2 separate regions of the Homo sapiens genome follow, and region 1 is linked to region 2. A link is a loop called in an ENCODE intact Hi-C map of the cell type or tissue named here. Cell type or tissue: Caco-2. All regions are shown on one strand. Links, peaks and the distances in the headings refer to the core of each region. The heading gives the core; the rest is flanking DNA. Region 1 overlaps PARD3B (par-3 family cell polarity regulator beta). Region 2 overlaps PARD3B (par-3 family cell polarity regulator beta).

Region 1 (16,211 bases), core at 5,505-10,504, 53 kb before region 2:
AGGCTAAATGGTTGATAAAATCATTGGCAAAAGTTCTCTATTTCAATCTCCCTACTTGTTGGCTAACGTGCCAGAGGGCCACTGGAGATGGGGGAAATGGGACATTGAAACTTTCTTTCAGTTTGAAAACTGATCATTTTCCATAACCAGAGCTCTTGTTTGACTAGTAACATCATCTGGTGATGAAGCACGATGCATCAGCAATATAATGATAAATTTCCCATTAGGAATCTGGGTCTGGCTGCCAAATCAGACAGCAAAAAGTTAAAATGAAACAAAACAAAACAAAACAAATGAAACTAGACCCATTATGGGTTGACAAAGACTTTTCCCACTGGCACTTTAAGGGAAAGTAGGCAGAGAATCTTAATTAATAAATAGCCATTGCCCCATTCAGGCGAGGTAATGGCAATGCCTGAGTATCTGCCATGGAGCAATTTGCAGCTGTCTTCTTGATCTGAACAGTGAATGAGTTGTCGAATATCAAAGAAGAAGGAAAATTAGGCACTCTGCTGCTGACAATTGAACTCTATAAATAACCCACAGTGAAAACGAATAAAAAAATGCCCTTCCTCCAGCTCTCAGTAGCCTCTCGACAGTGTGACAGTTGCTAGTTTTTTCAATAAACATGATGTCAATTATGCCTTTTACCCATCATGGTGAAGTCATGTGTGGGGAATAATTGAGTATCTTTTTTTCTGGCACTTCACATAACAATGCTTTTCCATTTTATTTATATCATACTGAGGTAAAGCAGCTGTCTGATCTGTAATCTATATGTTCCGTCAACACTATGCTTTCTGATTCCTTGCTTCGTTCCAACAGCTTTATTAGCAACAGTCTTTTAGTCAGCTCTCAATTATCTGCAGAAACAGGAGGTTTGGAAGAGCATGAAAAATAAAAACTACAGATGATTTTGAAAAAAATCTCATTTAAACCAACAACTTTAGCTTCTTTCCCAACAAGTGCTTTCCCAGAGCTGTAAATAATACCCCAATTAATTGACACGAGTTTCACATTCTTTTCCTTGCCCAGCCCCTTGTTTGGTAAAGACACTAATGAGAAGAAAAAAGGCCAAAAGGCAGGCAGGACTGGAAAAGCAGAGGGGCTACAGAGGCTCACGGAGGAAAACAGAATTTGGACATTTGAGAGTTAATGACCCAGGAAACATTTCCCTAGAGGATTTGTTGTGTTCCTAGAGGAATGTAACTTTTCAGATGAAAGGTACCAGGTATTAGTTTTACAAATGAATAAACTGAAAGCAAAAAGTTATGCTGAACACAGTTACAGAATTAATGAGTACTGACATATCCAACTAATAAAAGGAGCTTTTGGGTGACTGTCCTTGTTTCCCGAATTCTGCTATTTGCCATGAACTTTTAATATTGTCCGTGGTATTTTTCCCCCCATTTGTAGCATTAAGTGTAGTCACTCAGATGTCATTAGTTCCTCATTTGTTACAGGACTGTGTTCTTAGGAAGTACAGGCGAGGAACATGTGGAATGGCGTTGTGTTATGTTGTACATTCCATATTAAGATGAAAGGAGGTAACATGTTTTATTCGAGATAGTTTCTAACAAATAATCTCTTTTCCAAGTGTAAACAAGCCCACTGCCCCCTAGCTAGAAGCTTCCCCCCTTCCAATTCTACATAAAATATAAGCCTCAAGGTTTAAATTGAATCACTATGTTATTTCTTTATATATTTACTTTGGCATTTTTAAAAAAACTGAATACCTATTGTATATCTAAGAGAGCTTCTAAATTTATAACTTGAAAAAAAGGGAATCATTTCCTCTTCTTCAAAGATGCTTTTTAATACCGTGTCCAAAATATCTAGGGAATTGGAGGGAGAAAAAGGAGAGAGGGGAGGGAGAGCGAGGAAAGAAAAAGAGCTAATGGTCAAAATGCATCCTTATAATAAAATGAGCTGCTTAATGGATACTCACTACAGGAATAACATTAATTCAGTATTAGGACTTTCACTGGCAAAATATGAATGTAATTTATCTTTTTAACTGTCAGCTGCATTTCTAAAGCTCTGAAGTCTGTAGCTTCCAGGGGCCTTTTGTCTTTCTGCCATGGCAGGAATATCTTGGACAGCTGTAAGAGCTTTCTAAGCTATCTTTCTCAAAATCCATTAGCTAATTCAAGGAACCTAATTAGAGCTGCCATTTTGATGGAGCATACTGAATGCTCAGTACAGACTAGCAACACCATCAATGTTTATTAGAAATCACAAAACCCAAAGTGTTCCATTCCCTATGAATATTAATGGGAATACAGCAAACAAAATATTTATTAAAACATATGCTTAATCCCATCAAGGTTTACAGACAGATACTGAAAGGCAGAGAGAGAGGCATGCACTTGAATTTGAAGGCATGTGCCCATGGACACACAATGAACCGAGATTTACACTGAAGCAGCATGTAATCATTATTTGTATGCCCCTCCTACTTGTCTCCCTTGGTTTTGCACCCTGGAATTCAGCCGCTCACAGCTGGGAGGACAGATGTAAGTCCAGAGAAGTCTGAAGAAAGGGGTGGAGGGAGCTTTAAAAAAAAAGAAATAAAACAGCTGCTGACTGCCACAAATCCTTGTCAGTGGAGAAATAGATTGTTTCTCTAAAATCAGCCGCATGGTGACGTCAGTACTTTCTACCCTCATTCTAAAAGATGGTGTCACCGAATTAATCCAAGTAGCTCTTATCTAATGTGCCTACCCTGGGAGAGTTTCTACCAGGGAAGAATCCAGTGGTGCCAGAGGCTGGTTTTTATCCTGCTGCTATGCAAATCAGGCCCCCACTGCCCTTGTCAGCACAGGTGTGGATATACAATGCCCCCCACCCCCGCCTGGGGAGGCCCCAAAGATGTTGTTCCTCCTTCTCTCTCTGGAGCAACTAGGGGTCCTTTGTGATGTATTACTGTCCAGTAGCCCCTAACCGCCCCCTCCCCCTTCAAGCTATTGCCTCCTGTCTCTCTCTTTTCCTTCTCCTTTCACTAAACTTTAAAAAACAATCCTCTGCCGTCTCCTTTTGCCATCTGCCACCCTTTCTTTTGGGCAGATGACAATCCGGTTTGTACCTTCACCACTGCTAAAACTGCCCAGCAAAACTCTCCCTAACCTCTGCTGGACTAGATATGGCAGAGCAACCCTTGTGGCAAGTCTCTCTTCTTTGTTGCCTTCCTACTGCTCCAATCTAATTGTCTGTTTCTTTCACTGTCTCTTTAGCTATTCTCTAAAAGGATTCTCTAAACTTTGGAGTCTAAAGGCTCCTTGTCTATATTTTCACTCTTGGGGATACTATTTACTCCCAGCACTTTGATTATCCTATTCCCTCGCATTTCATATATTTACTTGTCCATCTATTCAACATATGATCCCCGGAGTGGCTCGCATGGGGCAGGTCCTCAACAGAGCCCGCCTGCATGAGGACACACCTCTCTAGCTGCAACATCTCATGGGAGCTCCAAAAGCCATGCTCACCCTTGCTCCACACTTGAACTTGAAATGAGCCAATGTCTTACACTCAACTTGTCCAGAAACAACCTTCTCACATTTCCATTGAAATCTTCTTTCCCTCCTATTTTCTGGACTCGTAATTGTTTCTCTGTGCTCATTAGAGATGGGAATAATGATCAGCATTAGAGCCCAGGCTCTGGAGCCAGATTGCTTGGGTTCTGGTTCTGCCACTTTCCATCTCCCTATCTTAGAGTAGTTGTGTAACCTCCTTATCTCTGAAATAAGGATAATGAGAGTAAAACCAAGTAGGGTAGTTTTGAGGAGCAAAGTGAGTTTTTATTTAAAGCAATTAGAATAGTGCCTGGTGCACAATGACTACTGGGCTCTACTATGACATTATTTGATATTATTGTTGGCTTCGTTTCTCCCATGCATCTTACATTCAGTTGGTTGTAATGATGAGCCTCTAGCACTGTGGCCTCCCCTGCATTCCTTCTTCCACGAGCCCGGTTCATAGCAGCATGGCAGCTAGTCTCTCCGCTCCTGACTCCTTCATTCTAATACATTCCCACATTAGCCTTCCAAAGATGCAACTCTGCTCATGGAATTCCCTGTGACAATAACCTCTTTGCTCTCTTTCCATTGTCGACACCACCCCAGCCTCCTGCTTTCCTTCCACTTGCAGTCCAGTCTCCAGTGAAGCTCTGATCGTTCCCTAAACTTATCCTCAGTTTCACCCACACCCTGCTCTATGCCTTTGACCACACTGCCTCTTCCACCAGTAATTCTTGCCCCTCCTTTTAAAAACAATATAATTAAGATCATATCAATTGTTTAAAAACATCCACTGCCTTGTCATCACGTTTAGCCTAATTCTCAAACCATTCCCCAGGGTCTACATGGCCCTCCCGTCACTGAACTGGCCTGTTTCCCTCTCCACCTCCTTGCTGACCTATTCTTCTCCTGTGCTCACAGAGAGATTCTTTCTCACTCTCCCCTGTTCCTTGATAGCCTAAGCTTGTCACAGCCCCAGGAGTCTGTCATTGGTGGGTCTTCCACCTAAAACACTCTGCCTCCACGTTCTCAAGGCATATTCTCCCTTGTCAGAGGTGCCTCCTCTGGCAGTTTTATCTGTAGACCCTTCAAGACAATCTCTACCTGGTTAGCCTGCTTGTTTCCTTTGTAGCAATGATCACCCCCTGAATGTATCAACTTCATTATCTATCAATTCTCACTTCTCCATGTCTGCCTTCCACCACAAGAACAGAAGGTGTTGAGAGCACGGAGCTACTAGGTCCTGTTCAGGCTGTTTTACCAGTGGCAGGGCCTACCACATGAACTAAGGAACAACTCTCTACCTGTGAAATCCTTCAAGACTCTTACAATCATTTTGCAAATATTTATTGAGCACCCACTATTCATAATCAACTGTTACAGGTCCTGGGGATATAGGAGGAATACAAGATATATAAGGTCCTTAACCACATGGGCCTTACATTTGACTGGTGGTGAGGATGGGGATGAAACAATACACAAACCAATGAAGAGAAATATCAAGCCGTGGTCAGTGCCACCAGTCACTTAAAATACAATATGATGAGAAGACAGTGACTAGGTGGCTACTTTAGATTGAATAGTCAAGAAAGTCCTCTTTCTTTTAATCTAAGGTCTGAATTACAAGTAGGAATCATCCAGAAGAATCTCCATGAAGAGTATTCTGGAGAAAACAGCTAGAGCCAAAGCCCTAATGAGGGAATGAGTGTAATCAATTAATGCAGGAGAAAGAAAGTACACAGCCGGGCACAGTGGCTCATGCCTATAATCCCAGCACTCTGGGAGGCCGAGGCGGGTGGATCATCTGAGGCCAGGAGTTCATGAAAAACCTGGTCAACATGGTGAAACCCCATCTCTACTAAAAAATACAAAAAATTAGCTGGGCATGGTGGAGGGCACCTATAATCCCAGCTACTCAGGAGGCTGAGGCAGGAGAATCGCTTGAACCTGGGAGGCAGAGGTTGCAGTGGGCTGAGATTGCACCAGTGCACTCCAGGCTGGGTGACAGAGCAAGACTCCATCTCAAAAAAAAAAAAAAAAAAAAAAAAATTGCATATGGCTGGAGCTTAATGCTCATGGAACAAAGTGGCAAGTGATGAGGTTGAACAGACAGGCAAAACTGAGATCATATGGGCTTTACAGGACTTGGACAGATCTTTGGATTTGACTCTGAGTAAAATGAGTGGACATTAGGAGATTTTAAGCCAGGAAGTAATATGATCTAACTAAAAGTTTTAGAATACATCTCTGGCTTTTCTGTGGAAGACAGAATAGAGGTTGTTGCAGAAAGGCAGGTGAGGGGTGATGGTAGACTGGCCTAGGTAATGGTCACGAAGCTGGAGAAAAATAGATGAATTCAGGTGCATTTTTTCCTAAGCACAGGCTATTCCATGAACCCTTCCTGGAGGAAAGCAGTCTTTTCTACATTGGAATTCCCTCAGTGCTTTGTACTTACATTATGGCCCTTACCTTCTGCTTTGTGGCATGGTGATCATTCATAGGTTTTATACATTTTGAGTCTTTGTCTAGTCCCCCAATAGTGGCTAAGTGATAGGAGGAATTTAATCATTCTTGTGTCTTCTGTAGACTTTGGCACAGGGCCCTCACCTAGGATGTGTTCAATAAATGAGTTTTTGTGGGAGGTGATAATAAGAAAGTGTGCAATGAAGGAGAAGTGGGAAGGAGAAGGGAGGAAATGATGGTGCCATTTAAGGATAGGGAGGCCATGTGCAAGGGCCAAAACCGCTCAACACCACCTTCATCTACTGCCTGGAGAACTTTCTTTTTCCTATTTTTCTTTCCTAGGGACATAAGCTGAACACCACAAATATATCCTTCATGACTTTGTGAGAGTGACTCTGCCATTTACACATATTCCACAGACAGTTCATTGTTTAAAGAAACGTCTACAAGTTTTTGAAATTCTTTCCATTGTAACATGTTCTTATGGCCTCCTGTTTTCGGCTGGCAATTGCTATAACATCTCAGTGCCATCAGCTCCTATAAGAATTGTCTAGCCAAGCAGTAATGTGCTTGGCTTATTAATGCTCATGGAATATATGTGTGCTGAAATGGTGTTATTAGAAAACTTTTCCATGCTTTTTCATACTAAATATAGCATGCACATTTCTAGATGAAACTGTCCGGAAACTGTGAGAACGTCCAAGCTCACACACTTTAAAAAAGGTAGGCTAGCACCATTTGCTGACCTTTAGCTTTGAATTAAATTTAGCTCCTCATCCTCATTAGAATCTGGCTGCCAAATAGCACTCTACTCTGATTAATAAAGTTTTCTAATAAGCATATCGCTTTCTAGCACTCTGCCGAGGTAGCTGAAATCTTGAGCAGGACTAAAGGGAGAACTGCCAAATGCAAATGTTACATTCCACATACGGTAAAATCGAAAACATCTCCTTATTGTTAAATGAAGCCCGGCTCTGGGTAAAAGCGAATAGACTATGACGTTAGGAATAAGATATGCTTGCTGCCCAGGAAGTCCATCCAGCAGACAATGTAGAAAACCATGAAAACCCACTCAATGTGATGCTCTAGGTTAATTTAAAATTCAACAACCTACATTTTGAAGTGCTCTCATTAATATTTTCAGGAGAAACTGGTTGGGCCTAGTAAAGGAAATTACGGACTAGGGAGGAGAGACACACAGACAGGTTTTCAGGGTAATGGGGGCGCCCCTAGTGACCACCCATTGCCTCCAGGCTGATGCCAGAAATTCAGCCTCAGTTTACTTCAAGGCTTTACTCTTCGCTGAAGTACAGACAGTGCTAGGTAGCCATAGACACCATTCATTGCACGTGAATTAATACTTTGTGGACAAGAGGTAATGCCAGGAGGGAAAGCTACAGATCATGAGGACCTTGATGTCCTGGTAGAAGGTTGGATGAAGTGGAGTGGGGCTTCCCCAATTAAACCTCTCCTTGCTCCGTGTCCTTCTCCAAGGCTAGCCCTGGGTTGGGATGTTGATGGTACTAAAGACCAATCACCCATCACCAAAATAAATTTACTAAGTGCCTACTGCATGTAGAGTGTTGGCCTTTGTGCCAAGGTTAGAGAAGAAAATTCAGAAACTTCACTAAAGAAACCAAAAAGCTTTATCCAAGCACATGATTTCCCTTTCTGTCTATTTCACAAACACTCTCACCTTCTTGCAAATGCTCTCACAGTTGGACAATGGTAATTCAGGGCGATAAGCAAGATATTGTTTCTCATACTGTAGGGCTGACTCTATACTGAAATCTTGGGGACAATAAAAATCAAATTCCTTCCTTTTGACTTTCCTAGACACAAGAGCAACAAAGAGAGGCTAAATCATGTGCTTATTTTTTTTTTTAACAGAGCAATGGTTCAGCAACAAGGACAGACGTCTGTTTACCTCCAGCATGCTTTTCAGCTGTAATCATTTTATTGCTTTTGTTAAAACCAACGCCTCCAATCTCTTCACAGGAGACATTTAGACATATTCCACAACTGCACACTTCAGGGCAACTGAACATCAAAGGAGGATTTGTACAGTTGAGGTATGACTCAAATTTTGTGGGAGACAGCAACTAGAGTGGCAAAGGGAGAGAGTCTATAAAAAATTCAGGAGGAATGCTTCCACACACATCTCCACTCTGCACCAAAGAGAATATTCACAGAGTTGCTGTAAAAATATACAAGCCACATTCAGAGTCCTTGTGCTTATCTGCTCACAACATATTTTAGATAATGAATTACATAATAACCAGAAGAATATTCCATGTTATATAAAGTGGGACTGGAGGTTGAAGTGCAAAAGGAAACGTTTGCAGAGTTCAGGATTAAGTCCTGCATCAGGGCTTCATGTTCAGGGTTGAAACCCCACAGTTTGAAAAACCCAAAGCCAGACATGTAGTTACTGAATTTTGTTTGAAGTGCATCTTCACATAGAATCAATTTGGAATCTACCCACAAATATAAATAGATGTAAAAACATCATTGCCATACACAAGTAACAGATGTTTTCATTACACTACCAGAATACCAAGGTGAGAAGTTAATATTTTTGAATACAAAATGTCAATGCTGTAAATATACACACACGCATACACATACACACATGAAGAAACAAAATCACATGATTAGGGGATAAATTCTTCAGCAGATGAAATTACTGTTAATAAGTGATTAACACTTATAAGTGATAAATGATTGCTGTGTAAAAGAGAAATGGTTCATGTGGGAACCAAAACTTTACTTTCAAAGTATTTTGCACACTGTAACTCATAAGAGGGTAATGCAAAATTCATTCCTGCTAAAACAAACAAACAAACAAACAAAAAAACAAACAAAAAACCCAGAAAACAAAGGGCCACAGGTAAGATCATCTAGCACAGGAATAATCATGCTATGCATATAAAACATGTTCAAACCCAACATAGACCCAGTGGATACAGCACCAGAACTTTCCAATCCACATTCACTGCTACAGTTTAGGGCTTGGAAGAGTAACAGGCTACTCAGAAATTTATGCATTAAGGGTGGTGATTGAAAACAAATGGAGTGAGAAGCCTACTTACTGTGGCTTTTCACCGGTGATTCTTTTAAGAAAAAAATGAAAAAAAGGAAACTTCACCATTCTACCTAATGTATTTCTTAGAAAAAATGTTAAATTAAGTCACTTACAGTCAAAATGAACAAATTGGAGGTCTGCCTAGGTGCACTGGTGGCTCACCCTACATGCATTCCGACAACGTGTAGTCTGGCTAAAGAGATAGCTAATTGACGACTGTTCTTTCCACTGCTTGTCCATTAGGATAAATCCAGCTTGTGGACACTGAACCTTTCAAAGACAAAGAACTGCATTAATTTTGTACTCCTAGAGCATTTAATAAATCTGACACTGTCTGGTGGTTTTCTTCATTTTTGACCACTTGACAGCGACTGTGATCACAAGTTTCAGATAATCTATTTTCCTGTGTAAAATTAACAGCAATAAAACAAGCTAAATGGAATATGACCAAATCACAGAGCTTGTCATATCATGGAGTTTCAAAAGGAATCCTGGAAGCATATTGGAGAGAACTTGTATTATGAGCATAAATTCAAACTGCTGCACCAAATCAGAGGCTTTCACTGACTATCACAACAAATATGATGCCCACTTCATTTGCAGAAGCAAACAGTATGCCTATCACCAAAGAGCAGGCTTCTGGAGTCAACGCTCCTCACACTAAATGTGCAGGACTTTTTCTTTCTTAGGCTGACATTTGTATTGAATCAAGTAAGTTCTTCTTCATAATTTTTCTTTTCTAATGGCTCTCCCCCTGCCACCATATGTATTTGCAGGGAGGAGAAAAGCAAAGGGCAGCAAAACCAGCCTTAAGTGCTTGGCAAATGATCTTCCTGAATCTGGACCACATAAATCCTATAAAATGTGACATTTCAACAATAGGCTAGAAAAGCTTTGCTCTCTGCGATGATGAAGCCCAGCTTCAAAATTTATAGTTTCATTTCAGAAATTGACTATAAAAAGAGACCGAGTTAGCTGTCTATCAAACAAGCCTGACAATAGCAAATAAGGTGTGAGCTTTCAATGTCAAATATGTATTTAATATTAAAATTCTCAGATTAAACACTGCAAAGGGGTTTCCTTTGCAACACATGCTGATGGGAGTGGTGATAGACGGGGCCTGGGTTGTCATAGCAATGTCCAGATTCTGATGTGACATTTCTTTCACAATCTACTGTGAGGCTCTTATTTTTCTAATACTGCCTATTCAAAGGGACGCTATTCTATTAGGGGAAGGGTGAGTCAATTAAAACAAGGTCCAAGTAGATATAGCTTAGTTCAGTGCATAAAAGACCTGGGTGCATAATCATTCATTTTTGTCAAGAGGGAGATAAAAGCCTGCATCCAAATACGTCTTGATAAATATACATAGATTTGTTGAGGGAGGAAACAGAAGTTGATTCAAAAAACTATTCCTCCTGGTAATGACTCACGGCTGAGGCGAGCTGAAAACTTCTAGTGGTAATTTGGAACAGGCGTGAGCTTCTATAAAAATGCTTAACCTCACTAGTAAGCTAAGAAGTTCAATGTAAAATGATACAGTACTATTTTTCATGAATCAAATTAGTAAAGGGTAAAGGAAGGAAAGTGATGATACTCAAAGTTGTCAGGAATGGGGTGAAATTAGCTATTTTCTGCATTACTGGTGGAAGCATTATTTCCTTCAATTTTTCAAGAAAATTGTTGGCAATATGTTTCAAGCCTTTGATTCATCATTTCCATTCCAGGAATCCTAAGGAAATAATTCAAGCTGTGTAGCAAAATATTTTATAAAGGTGCTTATCAGAGGGTAATTTATAACACTGAAAACTCTGAAACATCCCAAATGTCCATCATTAAGGGAAAGGTTACATAAATTAAGATACAGTTATCATGCAACCTTAAAAGCGATGGTTTCAAAGAGATTAATTGACACAGGAAAATATCACAGTATCATTGTAAAAAGGCAAAATACTCAAATGTGTATATGCATGTAAATACTATATGTGTGTGTGAGCACTATATGCATGCACAAATGATATATTTTATATGCAGTGATAAACACAGAAACAAACAAAAAACCAGAAGAAACACTGGATGAAAATACTCTAAAAAGTTAATAATAGCCAATTAAATCGTGGAATAATTAGCAATTTTATTTTTTTCTTCCTTAGCTTTTTGCTATTAAATTTAATATAGAATACTCAGAGAAAATTAAGAAAATAAAAGTATATCTTTAAATAATAAAAATATAAAAAGAAGGCAAGTAGCATTAGAACTGAACTAACCACAGTGGGACAGAAACTTGGTGCCTGTATTTTTTAACTGAGTAGTTTTAGGAAAGCTTTCTCTTCTACCAGATTCAGCATCTCTATCTTCCCTTATTACCGGGTTGTGGTGAAGATGAAATAAGAACATGTATATGACAGTGCTTTATGACCCATAATGAAACCTACCAATATGAGTTACTCTAAATTTCACATGGCAAGAAAGGTTGTCATGGGGACATAAGTGAGGTTGAAGATCAAGCTTGCAAAAGTATAATTTGGTAGCTCAGGGTGAAGTTCATTTAAACGTAACAAAGAAAAGAATATCTCCCCTTTCGTAAGACAACAGGTTGAACTGCAAGTTAAAAAAATATAAAATATATATATTTAAGGTTATATATATATATATATATATTTAGGGTTTTATATACGTGTGTGTGTATATATATATATATATATATATATACATACACACACACACACACACACACACACATATATATAACCTTATATTGGGAAACATAGAAGAAAGAAGCATTTCAGTTAGTACATGCCACCTTCCTGTTTATTTTTATTTCAGCTCTTTCCAACAATGTAAGATATCACCCATATTAATGAGTGAAACGTGCCCTACTGTCAGGCAGCAGAAAACCAGCAGTGTATAAACAATTTGGTATTGTAAAACCCTTTAATGGAGCTTAATAAGAGAGTTAACATTTAGACACAATGGGCTGAGACAAGATGTGACAGCTACCATAACACAGAATCTCATTACTTTGTTGGTTGTCTGAATCATAAATAGAATTTTAAGTTTGTTTATATTTTTCATAACGATCCATGAAAAATTAACCTATGATATGAAAGGCAGAATGCTGCAATGCGTAATATGCTAAATTTATGAAATCAGTCCCCTTTTTATTAATGGGAAAGGGAGAGTCTTCTGAGGTCTAGCAGTGGAGAATTATCATGGCAGATGTTTATGGTGGAAGACAATATGGGGACTGGATAGTGGGAAAACTATTATGAGAAACTTCCTAACCCAGAACTTTCTTTTTAGAGCTTCTTAAGAAGTTGCTAGAATTTGTAAAATTGCCAAGCTTCTAGCTCAAATGGACCACTTCAACTTCTATTTTTGGTCATTCTCTTCCTTATACTTACTTTTCTTTCCATTCATTCATTCATTCATTTATTCATTCACTTATTTATTGGTCCTCCATTGCCATTCCTTCTGTAATCCAAGTGACTACTCATTGTTCTGTTCCTTTCTGTCTGTTCCCCCCCTCTATACAACTTCCCATACTCTCATTTGTCTCCCTTCTCACTTCTCAGAACCACAGAATCCTAGGACTGGAATGGATGTCTAGAGCTTGCCTTTCCCTCTGTTATATACACTCAAGGTTGAAGACTACATAGCTTCAAATGGTGTACTACAGAACCTGAGAACTGTAAGAACCATTACTGGGCATCTTGTTTTACCCTATTTGGCTTCTGTTTCTGGGAATTGAGCATAAAGTGAGTTTTAAGAATAAAGAAGTATTATTCTTTGGGAATTTAAGAGGAGAAGTCTTGAGAGGAACAAACATGTAGAAGCCAACAATTTTTTTCAGCCCCTCTTTAATGATATAAATTATTATATGTTATATATCATTGCATATTTATATGATACAAAATAGTATTTATTATCATAAAACTCAGTATGATGGCCCCTATGTACTCTAAAAAGAAAATTTCACTGTTTTAACAATGGACAAAAATTAACTTTTTTTTACTAATTATTGAAAAAGTATGTCTTGGGTGCTAATTGTAAGAAAACTAGGACAACTTTGAAAGGCACTAAAGAGAAAGTGTGTGTGTGTGCACATGTGTGTGTCAGAGAGAGAGAAAGGGAGAGTGTGTATAAATCCAGAGACGGTTTAATTTTTCTTGACTTTCCATGACTTCATTGGTCGAGGAGACAATTCAGATGTATACGGTTTTATGCATCCTATGTTACCTTCAGAGAATAACAATATGCATTAAACTATTTACACTTTTCAAAAACCAGTACAGGAGAATGAAATCCAATTCCAAGACTGTAAAAGCATTGTTGGCTACAAGGAAGCCCAGCTAAACAAAAGAGCCCTCAAACACACTACGTGCAGACAGAAACCAGCCTTGCTCTTTTTTATTCTAAGTAAGCTGAGTGGTAAGCCCTGCTTCTCTAGGATCACTGGGTTACTGATGCTTTTGTAAAGAGGGCCTGACAACAATAGAGAATCTCCTGTCTGCTAAACACAACATGACAACTCCATTTGAAAACCATCCCTAGATATATGTTATTGCAGAAATTATCTGTGACGGTCCTGATTAAAATAGAGTTTCATGTCATGTGGCATGTAAACAGACAATAGGTTACTTTGAAAGTTACAGTTCTGACCAATTAATGGCCAAGGTATTTTCTAGTGAGTATCTCAGGTTACTGTTTTTTAGTTTAGAAAATAAAAATGAGGGCCGGGCGTGGTGGCTCATGCTTCTAATCCCAGCACTTTGGGAGGCCAAGGCAGGTGGATCACCTGAGGTCAGGAGTTTGAGACCAGCCTGGCTAACATGATGAAACCCCATCTCTACTAAAAGTACAAGAAATTAGCCAGGCGTGGTGGCGCATGCCTGTAATCCCAGCTACTCAGGAGGCTGAGGCAGGAGAAATGCTTGAACTTGGGAGGCAGAGGTTGCAGTGAGCCGAGATTGCGCCACTGCACTATAGCCTGGGCAACAAGAGTGAAACTCTGTCTCAGAAAAAAAAAAAAAAAAAAAAAAAGAAAAGTGAGTTTGCACTGATAGTGTCTTTCTTTTTTAAGCCAATGCATTTAACTTAAGAAAAGACATCTAGATATAGAAAAAGACATATAGATATATCAATATGAAAAAGTGGTACTGGTTACATAAAACTGAATGGAAGATGTTAAGCCATGTGTCTACCTATGGATCTACAATACATCTAGGAAACTGTGCCCAAGACTTTTCAGGTTACTCCCAGTATTTGAAACTCACCTGGACAACAAACTTCAACATGGATCCACTTAAAAAGACACAGCTGACCAACACTGCCAGTCACTGAATTAAAGGGTATGAACGAGGTCACAACTTGCAACTTGTCAAACATCAGACTGCAAGAATTGATTCTCCCTTCTGATGTCTGATTCACATCATTCCTGGGCTTGAAAACTCACTTTGTTTTAAACTTGAAACACACGTGAAACACTTGAAAACACACTTTGTTTTAAAGTATCCTTCCATGTCTACTTGTCTGTAATGGGCCAGGGTGCTGTTTAAGAGCTTCCCTATGATTCTATTGTAAACTCCATAGAATTTTTCCTAATAGAGTCAAACATGACTTTCTCTGCCCTGTCTCACAGAGGATCCTATCCAACTCCTAGGGGCAGTGGCCACATCTGTTTGAAACCTCATTACGTTTTACAGATCTTCAGTAGTTTCTAAGCCAGAGGATCTAAGTGGGAGACAGGGTTGCCCTGGAAATGCTGATAGTGACCTGCCTGTATGCCTTTATTCCATGATCCTTACAAATCTTATAACTTAAATTCTCATTATCTAGACAGGACAACCTGAATGGACAAAAGAGATCTGATGCGAGTTTAGGGAGATTCAGGAGAAATGCTCTAACTCCTGAAATCTGGGGTTAAGCTTAAATACTCCTGCAGGGGTGAGCAGAGGGAGTCATCTGACAGTGGATACATGGGCACTGTGGTTAACAAAGAAATTGGTGAAGAGGTCTGAAGACAGTCAGAAAAGCCGAGTTCAACAGGAGCTAAGAGGGTTGTGAAACAAATGATAATGACATTAAAGATTTAATTGTGAAAGCTACTTTGAAGAGGAATGAGAAAGGCTAGGGCACTGCTGGGAGGGGATGCTTTGACATGGTAACAGTGCCAGAGAAAAGGCAGAGCAACCTGAACTCCTATTTTGCTTCCATTAAAGAATTGCAGAACCATATAATTTTGGAACTGGAAAAAAAATGCTGAGATCACTTAGTTCCACCCTGTGTGTCTGTAGGTGAGGAAAGATGCACACAGACATTAAGTGACTCACCTGACATCTCCATCAATGGAAAGCAGGAGAGAGGCCAAAAAGAAAAGGATAGTGGGAGGAAGAAAGAAAATGCATGATCCAGGATTCTTTAAAGTCACCCTGCTTACTGGTACTTACAAATTATATTCAAGGTACTGAAAGAGCTGGAAGGTATACTCGTGGATGCGTAGTCAGCATGGTTGAGAAATTATAGACAATGGCAGATGTGTCTTGATACTGGAGGCAAGCAAGTAATGGTCAAGCTTTTTAAAATGGGGGAAGCAAATTCGAGAATAACTAGAGGACTTCTATTTGATGCTAACTTCTAAATTTTGCTAATGCAACGTTCTCTGGGATGTAACAGTAGAAATGGTTAGAGAGCAATACCAGGAGTCTATGTCAAATATAGGGTGTGAGGAAGAGATTTACAAAAAGGTAATTGCCAAGTAGAGCCTTTCCTCTTGAGGTATCAGCCAAGATTAGGCTGACTATAGTTTCTGGACAGTACAAACAACCTTGTTCCCCTTAAGAAGCTTCTGAAGCAGAGACTGGATGGGGTGAAAAAGTCACCTGCTGTGCCCTGGAGAAGTCCTTCATCTAAGGATACTTTAGTAGGAAGTGCTTCCTCCTGCTGAAGAACAGGAAGAATACCTTGCCCAGTGGTGAGAACCAAAGACCAGGAGAAACATGTGGGATCACTAAAACCAAAGAATCATGGCATCATGATTCAGAAGGAGAGGGCAATCAGAAGGAAGCCGTGCTGACTAGGAGGCAAGACAAGTTATAGTTTGGGGGTTGGTCAGTCCAAGAGTATGTCCAATAAGCTCGTGTCAC
Region 2 (16,211 bases), core at 6,804-11,803:
GCAAAAATTAGACATAAAATTCAGCTGTTTATCACCAGGAGAATGGATAATCAAACTATGGTTTATGCACACAACAGAAGATAAATCAGCAATAACAAGAAATAAACTACAAAAATAGCCAACAGCAGGGATGAATCTTAAAATTATCATCCTTAGTGAAAGAAGTTGGACAGAAAAAAGGATTTACTATATACTATATAATTCCATTTGTAAGCAATTCTAGATCAGGCTTTTACCTATGAATGGGAAAAAGTATGAGGGAACATCCATGGGTGCTAGAAATGTTCTGTAATTTGACATACATTCATTAAAAGAGAAAAGAGAATATTACTCTGTTTTCAAAGAGCTAAGCATTTCACTTTATGTAAATTATACCTCAATTTACCTTTTTTTTTTTTTTTTTTTTTGACACAGAGTCTTGCTCTTGTTGCCCAGGCTGGAGTGCAGTGGCGTGATCTCAGCTCACTGCAACCTCCACTGCCCGGGTTCAGGTGATTCTCCTGCCTCAGCCTCCTGTGTAGCTGGGATTACAGGTGCCTGTCACCATGCCTGGCTAATTTTGTACTTTTAGTAGAGAAGGGGTTTTGCCATATTGGCCAGGCTGGTCTCGAACTCCTGACCTCAGGTGATCCACCTGCCTTGGCCTCCCAAAGTGCTGGGATTATAGGCATGAGCCACCGTGCCCAGCCTATATCTCAATTTAAAAAGAAAACACAAAAAGAAAAGGCAAAAATGCTGATTATACTACTTATACCTTTTATAAACTAACAAATTTAGATTCATTATTTATAAATTGAGTTATATATAATTCTCTTTTAAATGCATTATCTAAAAGCAGTTATTATAACAAATTAACAGAATACAATTGCTGGGAAAATATTTAAATTCCTTAAGCAAACACACCCCTTCTCAAGCAACCAAAACACTTCCAAAATTTTTTGAATGATGAATGCAGAAACTTGTAATAGATGTAAAACAAGCTGTCTAGTCTTTAGAGGAGGTATTTATGAATCAATAAGAATGATTTGTATTGTCAACATCAAAGGCTGGCCTACAAATTGGTACTTTATGAAAAAATATGTTTTTAGTAAGTAGTATAGGGGAAAGTGAAACAGGAAGAGGTAGTAGGAGTTTTTGAAGGGAGTTTACATTATTAAATATATATTATTAAATACAGCAGCTACTAGCTACACATGGATACTGAACTCTTGAAGTGTGAGTAGTATGACCAAGGTACAAAATTTTAATTAATTAAAGTTTAAATAAATTAATTTTATTTAAAGGCACTAAATTTACTTAAAGGAAAGGCACTACTGAAAATATAAAATAAAAGGCTTGAAGAAGAAGAAAATAATTAAACTATACAGATAACAGGAGAAGAGTGTTCCAGGTAGAGAGACAGCAGATATAAAGCCCCTGAGGCAGGCATGTGCTAAAAACAGCAAGGCCAGTGTGAGGGAGTGAGAATTTGGAGGAGGCCAGAGAGGAAGCAGGGACTTAGGGCAAACAGGGCCTGGAGGTCCATGGTAGAGTTCGGTTTTTACTCTCAGTGAGGTGGGAAGCAAACTAGAGGTTGCGAGCAGTGAAGTAATAGGCTCTGACTTACATGGTAAAGGGCTCTCTGACTGCTTTGTTGAGAACAGAGTGAAGTGGGCATTTCTGGGTGAGAGAAAAACTGTGGAGAACAGTTAGGGGGTTATTACAATAAGCCAGGTGAGGGAAGGTGGTGGTTGTCCATACAGGTGTATCACTGGAGATGGTAAGAAGCAATTGGATCCATGAGCTAAAAATAAAACTGGTTTAAAAACAAAATTCTGTAATTAAGACTGCCCTTCAAATGCCTCAAAATAGAAAAGTTTGCAACACACAAGAGCCCATCCTGTCCAGTATTTCATCTACCTAAAAAGATGAACTGACATCAATAATAATATTAGTGATATATTTTCTCATGATTATATAACAGTTCTCATAATGTACAGAAGTCTTAACTTTAGAGAAGAAGCAGCTGAGATTAGAGAGGCTACACACTTTGCCTGACAGCTAACATTTACTAAATGGTAGGAATTGAATTATTGAATTCTGTTGAGGTGTTTGTCTTCAACATTAATGTTTCTTTCATTTATGTTAGATTATAAATAATCTAAACATGATCACATTTTAAAAATTGATGTGGCCAGTCGCGGTGGCTCACGTCTGTAATCCCAGGACTTTGGGAGGCCGAGGTGGGCAGATCACGAGGTCAGGAGATCGAGACCATCCTGGCCAACATAGTGAAACCCCGTCTCTACTAAAAATACAAAAAATTAGCTGAGCGTGGTGGTAGACGCCTATAGTCCCAGCTACTCGGGAGGCTGAGGCAGGAGAATGGCAAGAACCGGGGAGGCAGAGCTTGCGGTGAGCAGAGATAGCGCCACTGCACTCAAGCCTGGACAACAGTGCAAGACTCTGTCTCAAAAAAAAAAAATTGATATAATGAAAACTTTCAGATATCCAAAAGTAGGATAATAGCACAATGAGCTCCCATATACGTTTCATTTCTGTATTCAATAATTATCAAGTTTCGGGCTGGGCATGGTGGCTCATGCCTGTAATCCCAGCACTTTGGGAGGCAAAGATGGGCAGATCACTTGAGGTCAGGAGTTCAAGACCAGCCTGGCCAACATGGTGAAACCCCATCTCTACTAAAAACACAACAATTAGCAGGGTGTGGTGGCACATGCCTATAATCCCAGCTACTTGGGAGGCTGAGGCACGAGAATTGCTTGAACCTGGAAGGTGGAGGTTGCAGTGAGCCAAGATCGTGCCATTGCACCCAGCCTGGGCAACAGAGCAAGGCTCTGTCTCTAAATGAATAAATAAATAAAATCAAGATTCTGTCATATTTTAAATATATTTTTCTATTAATTTTTTACCAAGCATTTTGAAAGTAAATCCCCCTACATACTTCCAAAGGCATATCAAAATATCATGAATGTTTTATTATGCCATTATTTCACCTAAAAATTAACAATTATTCCTTGGTATCATCTAATACTCCATAAACAAATTTTCCCAAATGCCTTAAAAATGTCTGTCTTCCCCAGATGATTTATTTGAATCAGGTTGTAAAAATGCTTGTACGTTACATTTGGTGTTCTCTTAAGTCTCATTAAATGTACTGAACTGTACTCTTTTTCCTTTTTGCTTTTTATTTTTTCCATGCCTTTGGGTTATTGCGGAAACCAAGTTGATCTTCCTGTAGTTGGTCCCATGTGCTGGATTTCTCTGTTTACTTTCTTGTGAAATGATTTAACTTATTCCTCCATCCCCCCAAATATCTTGTTTATGAAGAGTAACTTCTAGAGCAGTGCTTTCCAATAGGATTTTCCGTGATGATGGAAATGGAAATCTTCCATATCCGAGCTATCTACTACAGCAGCCGCTAGCTACACATGGATACTGAACTCTTGAAATGTGGCTAGTATGACTAAGGTACAAAATTTTAATTAAAATTTAAATGAATTAAATTTCAACGTGACTAACGTTTATCATATTGGACAGTGCATCTGGAGGCTTAGTTAGATTCAACATTTTTGAGGAGGAGTACTCTGGTAGGTTGAATGGTGGCTCCCTAAAACAGACAGTTGACCGTTAAACAACAGGGTTTGAACTACACGGGTTCACTTATACACAGCTTTCTTTCAACTAAACCCGGATAAATATGGTACTTGTGGGATAAGGAACCTGCATATATGGAGGGCAGACCTTTCATATAAGTGAGTTCTGCAGGCCCCTCACTTATATATCGAGGGAAATTGTATATCCATCTGGAATCTGTTGATGCAATCCTATTTGGATACAGGTCTCTGTACATGTAATTAAGTTTAAGATGTTGTTGTGAGATTATCTTGGATTATCCATATAGGCTCTACATCTGATGACAAATGTTCTTATAAAGGAGAAGACATAAACGGAAGAGAAGAGCCAGAGAAGGCAATGTGAAGGCAGAGGCAGAAATTGGAGCCATGTGTCTATAAGCTAAGAAACACCCAGGATTGCTGGCAGCCAAGAAAAGCACAGAAGAAGATGGAACAGATTCTCTCTCAAAGCCTCTGGAAAGAAGCAACTCTGCTGACACCTTGATTTCAGACTTCTGGTCTCCAGAACAGTAAGAGAACAAATTTGTAGTAAAGGCACCAAGTTGATGGTAATCTGTTAAATGGCGGCCCTATGAAACCAATATAAATACCTTAAAGGAAGCACATATGCTTCAAATTGTGTCATACACAAAAATTTGGAAAAATGTGTATTTTTCTAAATTTAACATAACAAAGTACAGTTATATAGCTTTCATCTCTGTCTTCTCCATCCTAAATATCTGATTGTCTTTAGTAATGCTAAGGAGACAAACTGATGTCTCCATTGTAAAGTTCCCCTATCAATGTTTCATTTAATCATTTCTTTCACTGATGATGTTTGACTGAATTAATTATTTCATTAGGGGTTGCACAATGGTCATTTTTGAAGGCCATTTTAAAAATGTATTAGCTGGGATTCTTCTGCAAAGAAAATCTTTCAACAATTTTGGCATTTTGATTATGGTGAGATGTACTTAGTATTGGGAAATCTGAATAAATGCTTAAATATTTCTTTTTCACTGCTAATTTTCAGAGTCAGGAGTTAGTGTCCTAGATAGTTCCAATGGTGACAAACGAGTAGTTAGGAACATTTTTGGGGGAATACGGGATTGTGAACATAATTATAAACTTATGGTTTTTTATGTAAGTCCATAATATATAATACACATTTGTAATAACATATTTAGGATTTTTATTCAATTGCATTCCTTATACTTTTTCTTGCACATATTGTCCATATTTAGTCAAGAGACTGCATTGTATGAGCTCTTTCGTTCTTCTGGCTTAACCTTTAGCCTTTGATTGCTTCCTTGCTTTACCACAAATAAGTAGTTCCAGGTTTATGTTGAGTATCTTGTATTCCTAATTTGGAAGCAGTCATTCCTCCAAGGACCCCTTTGTTTTTAGTGGGGAATGATATCTAGAGACCACAATCTGGGCCCTAGGCGTGCTCACTGCCACTGGGTTATTATTATTTCTCAGCCTTTTCTCTGAATAGAGTTAGGAAATACATATTTCTGGGGGAAAAAAAGCCCATATGTTTATACTAATATTTCTGATTCAAATTTAACATTACAGAATTTTTACTTTTAAAATTTTAATATTGTATATTTATTCCTCCCTCCTTTAAATGCAAAATCTTGATTCTTAACACTGATATAATTATTTTTATCATATAGTTTTAAAATGATAATATCAATATTATTGTCTTAGTCCCATCAAGCTGCTATAATAAAATAGACTGGAAGCCTTATAAATAAATAATAGAAATGGATTTCTCAAAGTTCTGGAGGCTGGGAAGTCTGATAACAGGATGCCAGCATGGTTGGGTTCTGGTGAGGGCCTTCTTCCAGGATGGATTGCTGACTTCTTGCTGGATCTCTCACATGGCAGAAGAGGTGAGGCAGCTCTCTGGGGCCTCTTTTTATTTTATTTTATTTTTTGTGACAGAGTCTGGTTCTGTTGCCCAGGCAGGAATGCTACTGCATAATCTCTGCTCACTGCAACCTCTGCCTCCTGGGCTCAAGCAATCCTCCCATCTCAGCCTCCTGAGTAGCTGGGACTACAGGTGCACACCATCTGGCTAATTTTCGTAATTTTTTGTAGAGATGGGGTTTTTTCCATGTTGGCCAGGATGGTCTCAAACTCCCGAGGTCAAGCGATCAACCTGCCTTGGCCTCCCAAAGTGCTGGGATTACAGGTGTGAGCCACACTCCCAGCCTCTGGGGCCACTTTTATATGGACGCTAATCCCATTCATGAGCACTTCACTTCTCAAAGGCCCCACCTCCTAATACTATCACGCTGATGATTAGGTTTCAACATATGAATTTGCTGTGGGGAACAGAGTTGGGGGGATGGCGAAAAAAACATTCAGATCACAGCAATTACTAACAGTTTGACTACTAAAGTTTAAGATGTCTTCATTGCTCTATTTTTTTGCTAGAATATATTACACTAAATATGTATAATCAAAACGTGTATTCTAATGTCACTTGAAGTAATTCTTTTTCCTGAATGGCTATGCAACCAATTTGTTTCACAGTTAGGTTATTTATTTTCGTTTGTTTTCAGTTTTTAGGGATTGTTTTTTCCTTTTTATTTAATTTGCTATATGTAAGGCATATTTTTCAAAATTTAAATATAGCAAAATATAATATATAGCTTTCATTTCTGTCTTCTCCATCCCATGCAATATAACTATATTTGTTTCTTTAAAAAAAGCAAGCATGTTTATATATTTAGATGCCTTCTTTGTTACACAAAAGGTAGCATACTGTCCATATTTTTCTATACTTTGCTTTTTTACATAGTAATAGACAGAAGAACATTCCATATTAGCAAAGAAATCATAGACACTACAATTTCTTTAGATATCTTTCTCATTTTTAAAATGCTTCATAGTATTCTACTGTGTGGACATGCTTTTGTTTATTTAACGAGTCATGCATTTGCGAACATTTGGGTATTTCTGATTTTTTGCTATTGCAAATAATGTCATAATGAAAAATCTTGTGCAAACGTCAGTCCATATTGTTACCACTGTGGCTTTGGGAGGAATTCACAGAAGCAGGATTGCTGGGTCAAAGAGAAACACACATATACTTTTTTCTAGATTATGACAAAATTCCTTCCACATTTCTTTTATTTTGCATTGCCACCTACACTGTAAGAGGATGCCTGTTTCTCTACAGTCTCATCAACAGAGTGCATTGTCGAACTTTGGGAAATTTGATAACCATAGGTGAGAAGTCATATTTCGGTGAAGTTTTAATTAGCCTATCTCTTCTTATATGATGCTGAGTATCTTTTCATATGCTTAAGGGCCATTTTCATTTCCTCTTCTGTGAGCTGTCCATATCTTTTGCTGATTTTACTATCAGATTGCTAGCCATTTTCCCCCTTGATTTTTCAAAGGCCTTTGAATAGGAGCAATATTAGCACTTTATCTGTGGTATAAATTGCATCTATATTTTCTGATTTTCTCATTTGCATTTTATGATTCATTAAATGATTATTGATTAGTGTTTCATATTTTCTACTCCTCAAAAGCCTTAGAACATTTTGCTACTTTTCCATACTATTTCTTGATTTATTTTGTCTCATGCAGAATGTGTCCACAATAGCATAGCTCTGACTGACTTGGCCAGTGCTAGGAAGTTGTAGGCAGTGAAATTCTCTTTGTTGCTACTGTATGAACCCAAACAACAGAGTCAGAGATGAACAGAGAGTAAAGAGGAGGTTTGCTCCCTATAGTGGTAATGGTAGTCGAGGTCAGAAAAGGTTTTTCATGGAGAGCTCTGGGGTAAAAGAAGTAGTATCATTAAAAGAGATTATAAACTACCTGCTGTACAGCTTTCTTTATTGACAGCAGAGATAATTTGTCTGGCTATCATTTCTGCTTTTGTAATAGAAGCTACAATTAGGTCACTATAATTATCCTTTGTTCCAGAGAACAGGCTCAGTTTCTTCAGCTTTTCCCTATCAATGCAGTTTTAAAGCTACAAGCTGTACCTGGTCAGGAACAATGTGAGTTTACTATTATTATTATTATTAGTAGTAGTAGTATTAAAATTATTATACTGAACAGCCAATACAATGTTACATGCAATCTTTGTGATCAATGTTTCATTTTTTCAACAAAACTATTTTAACTGCATTAATATTTTTCACCATTGCCTCATTCCTCTCTGGGTGTCTATAATATTTTCTAAACGATCTCCTTCAGTACCGCCCATTTTTCTTGTCAGCCTAAACCAGATCTGACATTGTAAGGGAACTAGATTGATGGGATAATTTATCACTTTTCTTGATATAAATAAAAAAATAATACATATATTTCTGTACAGTAAATTTGACATTCTATAATACTGACATGCAAATTTTTTAATGTCATTAATTGACTCTTTGTTTATGTTTTCCTCTGTGCACACACAAATAACACGGTGAATTCTTCATGGTTTGCAGAATCCAATATGTGGATATTGTGCTTATACAGTCCATGGTTTGCCAAAGATCATGGAGCAAAGGGCATGTTGATGTTCTTTTTCTCTAAATCCTAAATGCTCATTAAAGTAAGTCAAGGCAGTAGAGTTTGGGAAGCTTCTGAGAGTCAGGCGTGGACTCAGAACATCCTAATTCTAGAGAATCCTGAAAAGTTAACTGGTTCTTTGTCTAGGTGGGATGACCACAGAAAAGACTTCCATATCCTACATGGCCTGGAACCAAGCACATTCCCCAAATCAAATGTTGTTGTTTTTTTTTTTTTTTTTTACACCGAGTCTATTTCATATTCTAAACTAATGGGATTTGCAATTCCTACCTACGAGTTGCATTTTTTACAATGCCAAATGGCAAGATCCTTGAGTATCTTTCCATTGCTACTAAACACTGCCATTTCAAGAAAACTGCCCTTGAAGGCTCTCCAACTATTGCAATTTACATTTTCCCTAAATTTATACCTTTCCCAGACCCATTAAGCCTTTCCCATTGCTAATGCACTGAGTTCCTGTAATTTCTATTCTCATAATGTAGACAAGTTTCTCAGAAATGCTTAGTAAACATTTTTAGCTTTCCTTAGAAAATTAGCCCCAAAGAGAGGTGGGGATGTGACGGGGAACAACCTACAGAGTGCTTATGATATTCTCTGATAACAACTAATTCCTTTATAACAATCCTAGACAGTCCCCCTACAAAAGGTGTCATTAGTGTTGAAGACATTAAATGATGTTCCCTAGGCTGCTGGCCAAACTAACACTGAAGAAAGAGCTGTAAGAATCTGCCCCTGGGGGAGCCCTGCCGGTTGGATAAAATTTGTAACTTGTTGATGTGCTTTATTCTTATTGCTAATGACATTTGTAAGTGGCAAGAAGTAGCCTTTATTTTATTTATATTCTCCCAGTTTATATTTGCCCACTTTTTGTAGCACAGACCAAAGCAGAAAGCAAACTAAGTTTTCTGTATTAAAATTTTCTGGAGCACAGCATTGTTTAACCCTAGGGACTGCCAAGGGTTATACCTGAAAACTAAACGACAGGCCCTCGGTGCTTATCATTATCTGGAAAAGAATGAGGATCAACCCCTTCTGTTGAATGTCTGGGGTATTGTAAGCTACATAAACTTCCTGAAGAGGAAACAGGAAAAATAAAGAGAATAAAAGGAAACTAACTACATTTCCTTTCCTTTCCCTTTAAACCTTTCTTTTCTTTCCATTCTGTCACCTGGAATTTCACACCTGGCTGGTGCACTCCTGGACAAGTCTTTGATCTTTATCTCTCAAAGCCGACTCACATAAAAATGTGCTGAAGCATGGGGATCACGGCTGTCCACACAGCATGTGCTGCTCTATTTCCTTTGTTTTCTTGGCCCTAAATGCCACACTTCCCAAGGCCCTGGACACTCATCCCCAGGTTACATAGAGTCTTCATTAAATGAACTCTGGGATCATGAAAAGCTCTAGAAGTACCACCGACTTCCACAGAGCCCGGAAAAACCACCTTAAGTATAGAACCATGACTATACCTAGGACAGGGATAAACACAGACCCTTCATACCTGAGGTTTCCATCTAGTTCAAAGGTATAGGGCACTCATATTCTGAAAAGTCACGTTCTCTGCATCATAGAGAGTTTAAAAAGACACAGAGGGTACAGTCTTTTCCCTCCTATCCAACTCACGCAGAAGGCTTTAAACAGGTCAGCAAAAATATTGTATTCAACTACAGTATTTTCTTTTTTAAAAACTTTTAAGTTCAGGGGTACAAGTGCAGGTTTGTTAAATAGATAAATCTGTGTTATGGGCCTTTGTAGTACAGATTATTCCATCATCCAGGTATGAAGCCTAGTACCCATAAGCTATTTTTCCTGATCCCCTCCCTCCTCCTATCCTCCATCTTCCAAAAGGCCCCAGTGTGTGTTGTTCCCCTCTATGTGTTCTCATCATTTAGTTCCCACTTATAAGTGAGAATATGTGGTATTTGGTTTTCTGTTCTGGTGTTAGTTTGCTAAGGATAATGGCCTCCATTTCCATCCATGTCCTTGCAAAGGACACGATCCTGTTCTTTTTTATGGCTGCAGAGTATTCCACGGTGTATAGGTATCACATTTTCTTTATCCAGTCTACCACTGATGGGCATTTATGTTGATTCCATGTTGTGAATATTATTCCATGTCGTGAACCCTATTGTGAATAGGGTTGCAATGAACATATGTAAACCACAGTATTTTCTATGGTGCTTATTAGGCTTGCCATTTTTGGCTTCTTAAGATGGGACTTTGTTCTGGAGAAACCATATAGAATATTCTCACATGTCCAGGCATATGCCAAGAAATGGGGCATGTCAGCCAATTTGGTTTGATTCCAACATTTATTGAGTATTTACTAAGTACTTAGAACTGCACTAGGCTAGATGAAAAGGACCAGGGACACATGAGTATCAGGTGAAAGAACCACAGGCTTGTCCGTCAGGTCTGCAAACTAAGGTCCCCTCCTACCTCCAAAAGGATAGTGATAGGGTCTTCCTTAACAGGGGTCCAAGCCTGAGGTGAGCATCCTCATCATCTGGTCTTCCTCCCTCTACCGCATGCACACTGAGGACACAGCACTGGCTGGGCCAACATTTGCCTTAGGCAATCGCCGCTCAGCAACCATCAGAGAAGGTCCAACAAGCTAATCCAGATGATGTCTGCTGTGTCTATGGTGATTCTGTCAGACTGTTGTGCAGTTAGGGCACAAGATGACTACCAGGAATGACCTCATTCCTACTCCACTGGATGTCGAGGAGAAAGGTTCTACCATGGCCATCAGTTCAAACCTGGGTGTCAAGGAGTATGAAGGAGGCTTTTATAGACGACCATATGCTACTTGCACATAGTTTTGAGAACTACAATGAGGATGTTTCATTTGTTAGGATAGGCAATGACTGTTTGTCCATGGGAGCCTACTGTCTGATCTACCCTCACTGTCCCTTCACCAAGCTATTCTTTTCAGGGCCTATTCTCAGTCCTGACCATGGCATTCCATCACTCAGCTGGCTCCCTATTCCTTGGCCTACCTAGTGGCCCTTTGCTCCAGGTTTTGCCTATAATTACCATAGGAAATCTCTTCATGTTTGAAAAGAGACTTGTTTTATCTCCTATGGGAACTGCAAATTGCTAATGGATCCATAAAATGTTGGAAAAAAGGGAAGAATTGGCATTTTTTTTATTGTGGTTAGCAGGGTACTGCAGAGGTCTAAGTTTTAGATGTGGGGAAACATCCTTCAATTACCTGCATGACTAAGATTTAGATTTTATTCAGGCTCTATGTAACCACAGTAAGGAAACATACTTTTTAAGAGGGAGGCAAGGTGTGGCCAGATAGCTCCCTTCATGGAGAATCTAGTCATTAAACAGCAGCCCAGACAATCTCTTAAACAGTAAATATTTAACTGTTTCTCTGCTTATAACACTTTCATGTCTTCCTTTAACACTTAGATAAAATCTAAGCTCCCTACGATGATCTGTGACGCTATCCACTCGGTCACCGCCTCCTCTGTGACTCTGGCTTATGCCACGCTCTCCCTTAGTTATTCAACTCCAATTACAAAGCTTTATTTGCCTCAGGCCTGATTAGCTCTTGCAGTTCTTTCTGTCTGAAATCGACTTCTTGTGACTGGCTCATCGCTGAGATTGAATCTTGGCATCTTAGGCATTCTTCCCAGCCCCATCTTTCTATCACATTGCTCTAGTTTATTTTCTTCATACTCCTATCATTACTTGATTTTATCTTTTTTATTTATCTGTTTACAAGAATGGAATCTTCATGGAAGCAGCGTCCTTGTTTGACTTGTCTATTGATAGAACTCCAATATCTAGCACAGTGCCTGGCAGACAGTAGGCACTCAATAATGTGATGATGGAAACAGACAAAGCAAGGTCTGAGAGAGAAGGCCAAGTGACAACGGAAGCAGAGATTGGAGAGATGCACTTTAAAAATGGCAGAAGGAGCCATGAGCCAGGAACATAGGCAGCCAAGTAAAAGCCAATGACAATGAGTCTGCAAAAGGAATCAGCTCAGTTGACATCTTGACTCTAGCTCAGTGAAACTAACTTCAGAATTATGGCCTCCAAAACGTTAAGAGAATAAATTTATGTTGTTTTATGATACCAAGTATGTGGTAATTTGTTACAGCAGCAATAGAAGACTAATGCTGATTATGAATGAATGGAACTGATGATGAGACCTAAAGAGAAGTATTTAGGTATGCACTATTTTCATTCACAGCCTTGGTCAATATGTCATTGCTCATCTTTCCTGCAATGTGGAAATATGAAAGATGAAACCTCAGACCCTATAACATATGAAGAGAAAAAACAAATTCTGGCAGCTTTTCTACTGTGTGTCTTGAGGAGATTAAAAATGGAATACAGTGGAACACAGGAGAGGAAACCCACATAAATGGCTCTAAATGTTAAACATAACAATTATATTGGAGACATTGCAATGTGCCTGCATTGTGTAGGCACAGCACCACACAAACTGGTCCCGGCAGCTGACATCTGTAGTGCAAGAAATGGCCACCTAGAGGAGAATAGTGAGTCTAAAACAGATGATGTTAGGCCTTTCTTTCCTAAACAAAGATATCGTCTTATCATCTCCCAATATACAGCACATATTTTCTTTTCCGTTTTTTTTGTTTTGTTTTTTTTGTTTTTTGAGATGGAGTCTTGCTCTGTTACCAGGCTGGAGTGTAGTGGCATGACCTTGGCTCACTCCCTCCGGGTTCAAGTGATTCTCCTGCCTTGGCCCCCCGAGTAGCTGGGACTATGGGCACGCCCCACCACATCCAGCTAATTTTTGTATTTTTAGTAGAGATGGGGTTTCACCATGTTGGTCAGGATGGTCTTGATCTCTTGACCTTATGATCTGCCCGCCTGGGCCTCTCAAAGTGATGGGATTACAGCGTGAGCCACAGCACCCAGCCTCTTTTGCATTTTTCATAAGGCAAAACTTGAAAATGAGCAGCAATCTATTCATTCTCTCTCTTAGAAAATTTACGGTGACCTGCTTGCAAATAATACAAGGGAAGTATCCCAGAAGAGGCTCTTGGTTCATTAAAATAATCAGCATATTCCAATATGCATTCATCCCTGAAATAATAACAATTCACTTTCAATAAATTAATTATGGTTTTAATGAGCAAAATTTACATTTATATTTCTGCCTTAAGATCTTCATGGGAGGCAGCATCCTCCTCACCCAGACAGTTCCACTGAAGCAAAGCCTTTTTCAGAGTAGACCTGCAGGTGTTGATGGATATGTGAACACTCTGCTATTTCAGAAATGGAAAAGCAAGGTGATGTAGGGAGCCAGACAGCCTGGGATGGAAACTGAGCTCTGCCACTTTCTAATTTTGTACCACGGACAAATTATTTAACCTTTCTGTCACCTGCAAATGAGAGATATAATAGTACCTGCCCCAAAGGAAAAAGGCTAAATGACCTAATACTACTAAAGCTATTAGAAGAGTGTGGCTGGCACGTACATAGCAATTGTTAGGAATAACAGTAACAGTTATCCACATCTGAGACAGGGGAGATGAGAGAGCAGAGAACAGAGATACTTATGCAGTCTTCACATGCACACACCACTAATAGCTCTTGAAAAGCATAAACACAGCTTCTTTTAGCTCCTTCTCAATTCCACCTGGAACCCTAGACAGAGAGTAGATACTTTTAATCAATGCTGTATAACCTGGATTGGCCAGAATGCTCAGGGGACCAGGTGTGTTACGGTTAATTGAATTTTCTGCTTGATTGAGAGTAAAGCAGCAAATGCTTTTGGTTCGAATCTCTTGGCCGCAAATCTTTCGAAAATATATGAATCCTTTAATTTGCTTTAGCCACATTCACTGAACAGATTTTTTTTTGAAGAGGGAGGGACATCATTTGAAGACCATCCTTCTCCACTGCAGTTTTCATCCTGTAACCCTTGAGGTATGGAGGAATCACAATGAAGTAACTAAATATTAGCTGTGACCTGACCTCATCCATTTAATCCACATTTCTGAGAGTCTACTATGTGCCTGGCACTGGGAAGCATTTCTTATTTCTTCCTGATTCTCCCCTTTCCCCGTTTCCCTCCTGGCTAGTGGAGTGTTCAGAAGAGACTGCAGATTAATGAAGTTTTGGGATAATTACTAACTTGAGAAGTTTAAAGAGTAAGTGACTTGTATGTAATATGGAACTTGTTTTTTTCTGGCAGTCTGGGGTCTGCCTTATCTATGTCAATAGATGGGGGAAAACTGACCTTTGGTCACCCTAGTTGGCCTCTTCAGTTTTTCAAAACTGTAAAGAAAGTTCAATTTGCTCCACCATTTTTTACTATGGTGCTTGTATTAGTCTGTTTTCACACTGCTGATAATGACATACCTAAGACTGAGTGATTTATAAAGAAAAAGAGGTTTAATAGATTCACAGTTTTACATGGCTAGTGGGGGCCTCACATCATGGCGAAGGCAAGAAGGAACAAGTCACATCTTACATGGATGGTGGCCAGCAAAGAGAGAGAACTTGTGCAGGGAACTCCTCCTCTTTATAAAACCATCAGATCTTGTGAGACTTACTCACTATCACGAGAACAGCACAGGAAAGACCCACCCCCATGATTCAAATACCTCCCACTGGGTCCCTCCCATGACCCATGGGAATTGTGGGAGCTGCAATTCAAGATGAGATTTGGGTGGGGAGAGAGCCAAACCATATCAGTGCTGTATTACTGTATGTATATATATTACATAGTACTATATACAAATGAATAGTTTGTAACCCACTTATAAGTATAGAAATATTTTGGCCAAACATTCTAGGCTACTAAGATTATAGTTTATAGTTTAAAATATTTAAATAAATTTTGTATGTATCTGCAGAATATTCAGTAATATAAATTTATGACCCAAAGTTATCTGCCTGTCTCAACTGCTATTTTCCCAGAAAGTTTTGCCCTAAACTTTTTACTATATTCTGTCAGCTTTAGAGAAAGAAACTATAATGGAAAACACCCTGATTGCTTGGAAAATCCCTTAGATTTTAAATGAAAATTTTCCCTGAGTCTTAAATTTCTCTCTAGTCAGCAGCAAAAATATCATGTATTATTGATGGGATTAAGAATTTAAATTTTTTAAAGTCTCTTCTAATTTGCTGCACAGTTAAGTTGTACTTTATAATTGAATCTAATGATTTCATTGCAAGTGTCTGGAAATACTGGGTGATAAAGAGGGTGTGTCCTATTGTCCCAGCTACAACACTATTTTCTCATGGCTGCCTTCTCTGTGATCATATAGCATTTTTAAACCCCCTTTCAGCATTTATCATAGTTAGCTTTATTATAATTAGTGTATTGGTCTCTCTGCTCTCTCCTTAATCATGAACTTGTTGAGGGCAGGGACTAGATTGTGTTTTACGCATCTTGCCATTTCCCTCATGTGCCTAGATGCTCAATTAATATTTGCTGAATTATTGAAGAGTTCAGGCCAAAAAAATTAAAAAGTCAAAAGTGAATCATAGCAGAAGATATCTACCCAAATCCTCTAAGTGGAAAAATTTCATATAACTTCAATTTAACCTCAGATTCAAAGGTGTGACAGCACATCTCAAGGAAAAAGGTCCAGGGACCTAAAACAGATTACATTAGTTCTCCAGATGATCAAAAGTATGAAAATTCATCAAAATACACATTTTTCTTATAAGCTTTTAGGCCTGAAATTGGGAACTATTCCACTGAAGTGACCAAGTAAAGGTGACCTTTCATATGAGAAAACGTAAAAAATGAAAAATGAGGAAAGAAGAAAAAAAGACACAAGAGAATACAAGATGATACAGATTAACAATAGTTTATCCAAGGAGTACTGCCTATTAGGAAAACACATGCTTGTTAGATTTTCAAGTGCACACAAAGTGGGTGGGACACAATAAAGGCCTCCACTGGGGGTTCCCGGAGAAGGCCAGCTTCCAGAGGAGGCCCCATCTGCAGGGTGCCTACAACTGCTAAATGCAGAGCAGATTCAGAAAAATTTCTGTGTTTCAGTGAAAGGTTAAGGGGGCTGGATTGATCTTGCA

The links. A loop is a pair of places that touch in the nucleus more often than their neighbours do. Peaks named below come from ENCODE experiments on the same cell type or tissue, not always from the same donor. Only the 100,000 strongest peaks of a DNase experiment are listed, where the experiment ranks them.
Region 1: it touches region 2 in a loop (2.5-fold over the local background); 1 of 110 quality-filtered maps calls a loop at or near these places.

Annotation. Positions count from the first base shown.
Region 1 is chr2:205,469,252-205,485,462 of GRCh38, reverse strand. The region is part of intron 20 of PARD3B (par-3 family cell polarity regulator beta); the gene reads right to left. Among named protein-coding and RNA genes, the nearest start is that of NRP2, 210 kb to the left of the region's middle. In Caco-2, for the core only: no CTCF peak of the experiment used is centred there; a DNase peak (open chromatin) is centred at 7,985.
Region 2 is chr2:205,417,729-205,433,939 of GRCh38, reverse strand. The region is part of intron 19 of PARD3B (par-3 family cell polarity regulator beta); the gene reads right to left. Among named protein-coding and RNA genes, the nearest start is that of NRP2, 260 kb to the left of the region's middle. In Caco-2, for the core only: no CTCF peak of the experiment used is centred there; a DNase peak (open chromatin) is centred at 9,419.